Regions from separate parts of the Homo sapiens genome. Here region 2 is linked to region 1. The links are chromatin contacts, found by Hi-C or POLR2A ChIA-PET in ENCODE. All regions are on one chromosome and are shown on one strand. The core of a region is the stretch at or near the end of the contact, and the rest is flanking DNA. Distances in the headings are between cores, read along the strand shown.

Region 1 (2,675 bases), core at 46-2,545:
GGAAGTCTATTCTTCCAAATGTACCTACAGTGCTATCTCTCTGGGGAGGTGTGGGCATAGTCTCCTGCTTGGATTCATTCATTCGTTCATTCATTCCAGTGGAATTTTTGAGTTCTTGCCAGGTGCCATGCCCTGTTCTAGGCATTGGGTTGCAGACCCTGCCCTCCCGGGGCTCTCGCAAGACACCATTCCCATTCCCTGCAGCACTCCCGTTTCATTCTCATAAAAGTCCAAGGCCTTACAGTGAGCCAGTGACCAGGCTGGTACCCGCCCGACCTCCTCTCCCCCTACTCCCTTCTGCCCTGCTCTCCCCCTACTCCCTTCTGCCCTGCTCTCCCCCTACTCCCTTCTGCCCTGCTCTCCCCCTACTCCCTTCTGCCCTGCTCCAGCTGCCTGGCTCCTGCCTGTTCCTCCCACAGGCCTCTGCTAGTTGCTCCTTCTGGAATGCTCCCCACAGAGGTTGCCCCTGCTCACTCAGTTGAGAGCTACAACCTCCCGACTCCCCAGCAATGCTTTACTTGTTCTTAGGCTTCTGTTTCTCTAGCACTTAACACATTATTATTATTATTATTATTATTATTATTATTATTATTTTTAGATGGAGTCTCACTCTGTTGCCCCAGGTTGGAATACAGTGGCGCAATCTCGGCTCACTGCAACCTCTGCCTCCCGGGTTCAAGCGATTCTTCTGTGTCAGACCCCCTGAGTAGCTGGAATTACAGGCACGCGGCACCATGCCTATTTTTTTTTTTTTTTGTATTTTTAGTAGAGACGGGGTTTCACCATGTTGGCCAGGCTGGTCTCGAACTCCTGATCTGATGATCCGCCCATCTCAGCCTCCCAAAGTGCTGAGATTATAGGTGTGAGCCACTGCGCCCGGCCACACTTATCCCCTTTTACATGCTCTGTCATTTTGAGATTTATGAGTCAATTGTTTGCTGTCCTCTACCTCCCCCACCAATCCTCTGGAATGGAAGCCCCTGGACGACAGGGTCTTTGCTTTGATAATGGATGTAGTGCAAGCATCTAGAATAGTGGGTGCTCAATAAATATTTGTTGAATGAATTAAACAAATAATAACACAGGTAAGTGTAAAATTACACCTGTGGGAAGTGCTGGCTACAGAGAATGAGTAAAATTAACTGAGCTCCTCCCAGCTCATCAACTCTATAATTTTTACTTTTGTTTTTCTTTGAAACATCATTCTGTGTTTACAATTATCCAGTGTGGCCAAGACCATTCCATTCTATTTTTGCGATCACTGTGCTTTTCCCACGGCCCTGGCCTCAGGAAAAGAGACTGTGTTGAAGTCGGAGGAGCAGGCTTTAGGGAGCCCGCAGCCCAGGGCTCTCTGGCATCCCCGAGTGAGGCCAGCAGGGGAGGATTGGTGGCCAGTCACGTATTCAGTCAGCACGAGACACTGAGCCTGTTCAGAAGGCTGAGATAATGGGATTTCAGAACAATTGTAAAAATACCTAACATGCCAGCAGGGAGTTAAACAGCAGATTCACAAGATTCTGAGGCTTTTGACCCTTCATGGAAGCCAAGGGAGACAGAATTCCAAGAGCATGTTACAGCATGTTAGGTATTTGGAGGGGGCAGTGCTTGTCATGGGCTGATCACAGCGACCCCATCCCCAGGATCCCAGCAGGGATAGGAAAAGTCACCACTCTGAGGCCAAGGACAACCATATCACAGAATTAGCCCATCAAAGAAAAGATGTGTCAGTAAGAGCCCTGAAGGAAGCCAGTCCTGTCCCAGCCCGGCCCAGAAGGCAGAGATAACAGCAGCCTTAGCCCAGCCATCTGGATCCCTCACAGTCCCAAGGATGGGGTAGGGGCGGCAGATTATTGTGGTCTAATGCTGACAGTCAGGCCCCTTTCTTCTGTCTCCACACTCTCCTCCAGGCAACTTTTGGCATCTGCCTATTGGGAGTGAAATGAGCATCCAGTATCCTGGTCTGGGTAACCCTGAGGGTTAGTCTCTGGTTTGGCTGAACGTGTCCCTTTCCCAAAAACCAGGGATGGGCTCCAGGAAAGCTGGGATGGAGAGCAGACTGCACTAAGGAAAGAGTGCCATCCTGTGTTCTCTGGAGTAGGGGGGCACCTGCCAGCATTTTCCTGATGCCCCAGCCACTGCTTTGTGCCCCAGAGGCACCACCCTTCTTTAAAGGCACTGGGGACAGTCCCTGGTGAGCAGAAAGGTGGTGGCCACAGATGGCTTAGCTGAGGAGCCTGCAGTGAGCACAGGAACAATGGAAAGAGCCTGGTGCAAGGTTCTCAGCGAGGACAATGTGAGGTTGTCCACAGGAGTTTGCAGGGAAGCAGAGATGACAGAGATGCCAGGCCAAGGAGGCTGCGGGAAGGGTGGCCAAGGCAGGAGGTGGCATGGGCTGTGTCAGAGCTGGCACATTGCAGCAGGAGTGAATTGAGCTCACAGGGAGGAAGAAATGCCTGGAATCCCTTCTGCTGGCAGTGAATCCAGGCTAGAATTGTTTGTGAATTTGATTTAGTCATCCCTGTCTCAAGTACCTTCTATGGTTCTGATAGCTCCAGATTCCAGTCCAAATCCCTCATTGCCTACAAGGCCTCTACCACCAGTACTGATTTCCTTTCTTGGCTTCTTCCAAGCCTCAGGCCCTATGATCCCTGCACTTCCTTTAACCGTGGCTCCTT
Region 2 (2,675 bases), core at 99-2,598, 41 kb after region 1:
GGATGAGTCTGGAGGGCACCTCTGTACCCATCCTTCCTGGCACCCAGTCATGCGCCCCCCACACACAACGAGGGGTAGATGTGCAAGACTCCAGAGCTACCCGAGGCAAAGCAAGCAAATGGGATTCAATTCGTATGGGATTCAGTTCGCCCTGGAGTTTTATCTGCGGGCATTTCCTATGATAATCACTCTCTGGGCCGACTCCCACAGAGAAGGCAGGGGAGCGGCAGGAAGGAATGCGGAGCCTTCCTGACAGATTCCAGGCGCTCCATAGTGTGCCCGGACTGGGAGCAAGGAACATCTCCAAGGCCTCTCATCGCGAATTTGTCCCGGCCAAGCCCCTCAGATTCACGTCCTTTCAGACATCAAACGCCTGGGCCTTTACAAAAACCTGCTTCCGCGCCCCCGGCCGCGAACCTCTGCTGCACTCGCCCGCTGCGCTCTCTGAAGGCCGCCTTTCTAAGCCAGCGCGCGTCTCCAGCCTTGGCCTGGGCTCCTGCTCGCCTAAGGAACCAAAGACAGTCTCCAAGCTAGGAGGTTCTGGCACCCCAGCCAGGGCTCCCGCCCCACCACGAGCCCGGGCGGACCTGGAGCACCGGTGGCCGCTGGTACGCCTGGGGCGAGCCGGTGAGGGTAGCCCGAGGCCCGGAGAGGTCTTTAAGCATCGCGGGTCCGCCTCCCTCCCTCTCGAGCCCTCTTTGTTTTCCAAATACTCTAACGCTGACGTCACCGGGCTGGACAGCAGGCTGCATTCTTTCTAAGTGAGGGCCAATTCGTGGCTCCAGAGAGGATTTTCCAAGGAAGACAAAGAGGAATTCTTGGACTAGTTGGGGGCAAAGGCACCTGTAACCCCCACCTAACCAAATCAGCCCGCAGGACCCTGCAACTTGAGCTCCAAGCGGCGCCTCCATCCCTGTCCCCCGCCACCCCCACCCCCGCCGACCTGCAACCCGAAACACTGTGGCTGTTGTCTCCGGAGTCGGCCCTCTCCCCTCTCCCCCAGCCCCAAGAGACCCGCGCGTTTCTAGAGCCCCGCAAAGCCCAGCGCGCTGCGCTCCCTGGGCAGAGCGGCCCTTGCCAGGCACTGCGGCTGCCTCGAAAGGGCGCACTGCGCCCCGAGGACGCTCGATCCTCGAGGCTCCGACTCCCGGAAAAGGCCGGGTTGCGCCGAGACTCCAGCTTTGGCTGGGGCACGTTTCTGTGGCCTCGCGCGCTCTCCCGAGCGCCGAGCGGCCTTCCTTACCGCTGCGGCCCGAGGGTGCCCAGCGCAGTCAGACACCACAACCTCCGGCTCGGCCCAGCTCAGCTCGGCGGCGAAGATGTGTTCTCGGCCGTGGCGCCGACGCTCTGGCTGTTCGCGCCCCAGCGCGCAGCCCCAGGGTCGGCCCGCGCCGGAGGCGGCTGCTATGCCAGGAATGTGAGAGTTTCAGGTTCCCCCTCGGGATCAAAGCGAACCACAAATAACCTCTCAGCGCACCGCCCTCCTCCGCCCTCCGCCTTCTCCCGCTCCCTCCTCCCGGCCCCCGCCTTCCTCCGGGGAGGCGGCGCTGCTGGCCGAGCGCCGGCCCGGCCCCCGAGCTCCGTTCCTCCGCGCCCAGCGCCCTCCAGGCCGCGGTGTGTCCGCCCCTGCCCCATGCTTTGCCTTCGGAGCTGCTGGAGACAATTTAATCCAACTCTGCCCATTATCGCCTCCACTCCCAGTCGCCGACCCGCTCTCACCCTTCATCCCTAAACCCATCGACGGGACGACAGCAAGGGCTGTACCACGCGTGTCCTGGGGTTGCTGCGGGAGGGGACTCCGGCTGTGTGTGTGTGTGTGTGTGTGTGTGCGTGTGTGTGTACCGGGGGAGGTGGGAAAGGGAGGAGGGACTGCAAAGACATCCATATCCTCTGGGCTGGGACAGTGCCCCGGGCTAAGTGAATGCTTCCAGCCACAGAGCCTCTTTCCCCTAACCCCCGCTGTTTTCACCCCCAGCGGCAACCTTTGAATGCACTTTTGTTTACAAACACCTTCGCCAGCTATTTTACGACCGTCTCGACAGGAAGTGTGAATCTGGGTTGGAAAATCCGGTCAATTTGACCCACCTACCCAACTGAATCACCCGCCGCCAGGCGCTCTGTCCAGTTCTTCCCCAAGGTGATAATAGGCGCCCCTTTACGCAGAGTGCAAGGTGTGCCACCGCTGGCTTTTCGCCCAGTCATCCGATTCAGCCCTGCCAAGCACCCTCCAACGGAGTTCTGTTATCATCCCTGTGTTGTAAATGAGGACACCAGGGCTCAGAGAGCTTAAGCAGCGTGCCCAGAGTCACACACAGTGAGAACCAGGTAATCAACCACTGGGCTGCTTGGTTTCTCATTCTCAAAACCCCTCCCTGGCTATCAGAATCCAGGCTCCCTAGATGGACAGGGCAGACACTGGGAGCCCTCCTCTCTCCACTTACCCTGTCCTTGCTTTAGTCTCTTCTTTACCTCCCCCTACACCCCTGCCAGCCAGGGGCTTTCCCCTGTACCCACTTCTGTGGCTCCTGCATGGAATCCTCTCCTCTGCCCCCAGGACACTTCCACTGCTAGATGGAAACCCCTTCTTCAGAAAGCTCGCTCTGACACATGCTGTCCCCGTTCCCCATCACACAAGCCCTCTCTACAAGTCAGTTGGGGTGAGGTGGGGGCAGTCA

What was found. Hi-C counts contacts between places; a loop is a spot of excess contacts on that map. ChIA-PET counts read pairs that join two places held with the same protein, here RNA polymerase II (POLR2A). Pooled maps may share reads with other maps.
Region 2: a loop to region 1 is called in a map of PC-9, with 4 times the contacts of the local background. The contact joins the promoter of AMOTL2 here to the enhancer-like site in region 1. A Hi-C loop is called at or near these places in 12 of 168 maps with a recorded cell type or tissue (A673, Caco-2, MCF 10A and 8 more) and 8 of 50 pooled maps. POLR2A ChIA-PET finds 5 or more read pairs at or near these places in 23 of 52 experiments (A549, A673, AG04449 and 18 more).

What each region holds. Positions count from the first base shown.
Region 1 is chr3:134,332,301-134,334,975 of GRCh38, forward strand. No RefSeq gene overlaps it. Among named protein-coding and RNA genes, the nearest start is that of LINC02004, 20 kb to the left of the region's middle. RefSeq lists enhancers at 1,172-2,024, 2,025-2,675. Within about 2 kb of position 1,296, at least 9 of the 41 ENCODE cell types and tissues checked have a DNase peak (open chromatin) inside an H3K27ac peak, as active enhancers do; they include IMR-90, PC-9, right lobe of liver and 1 more, where a contact is called at or near this core.
Region 2 is chr3:134,373,099-134,375,773 of GRCh38, forward strand. AMOTL2 (angiomotin like 2) reads right to left here and starts at 1,349. Exons shown (of 10, transcript NM_016201.4): 1 at 1,244-1,349. RefSeq lists enhancers at 609-1,408, 1,409-2,208, 2,209-2,675.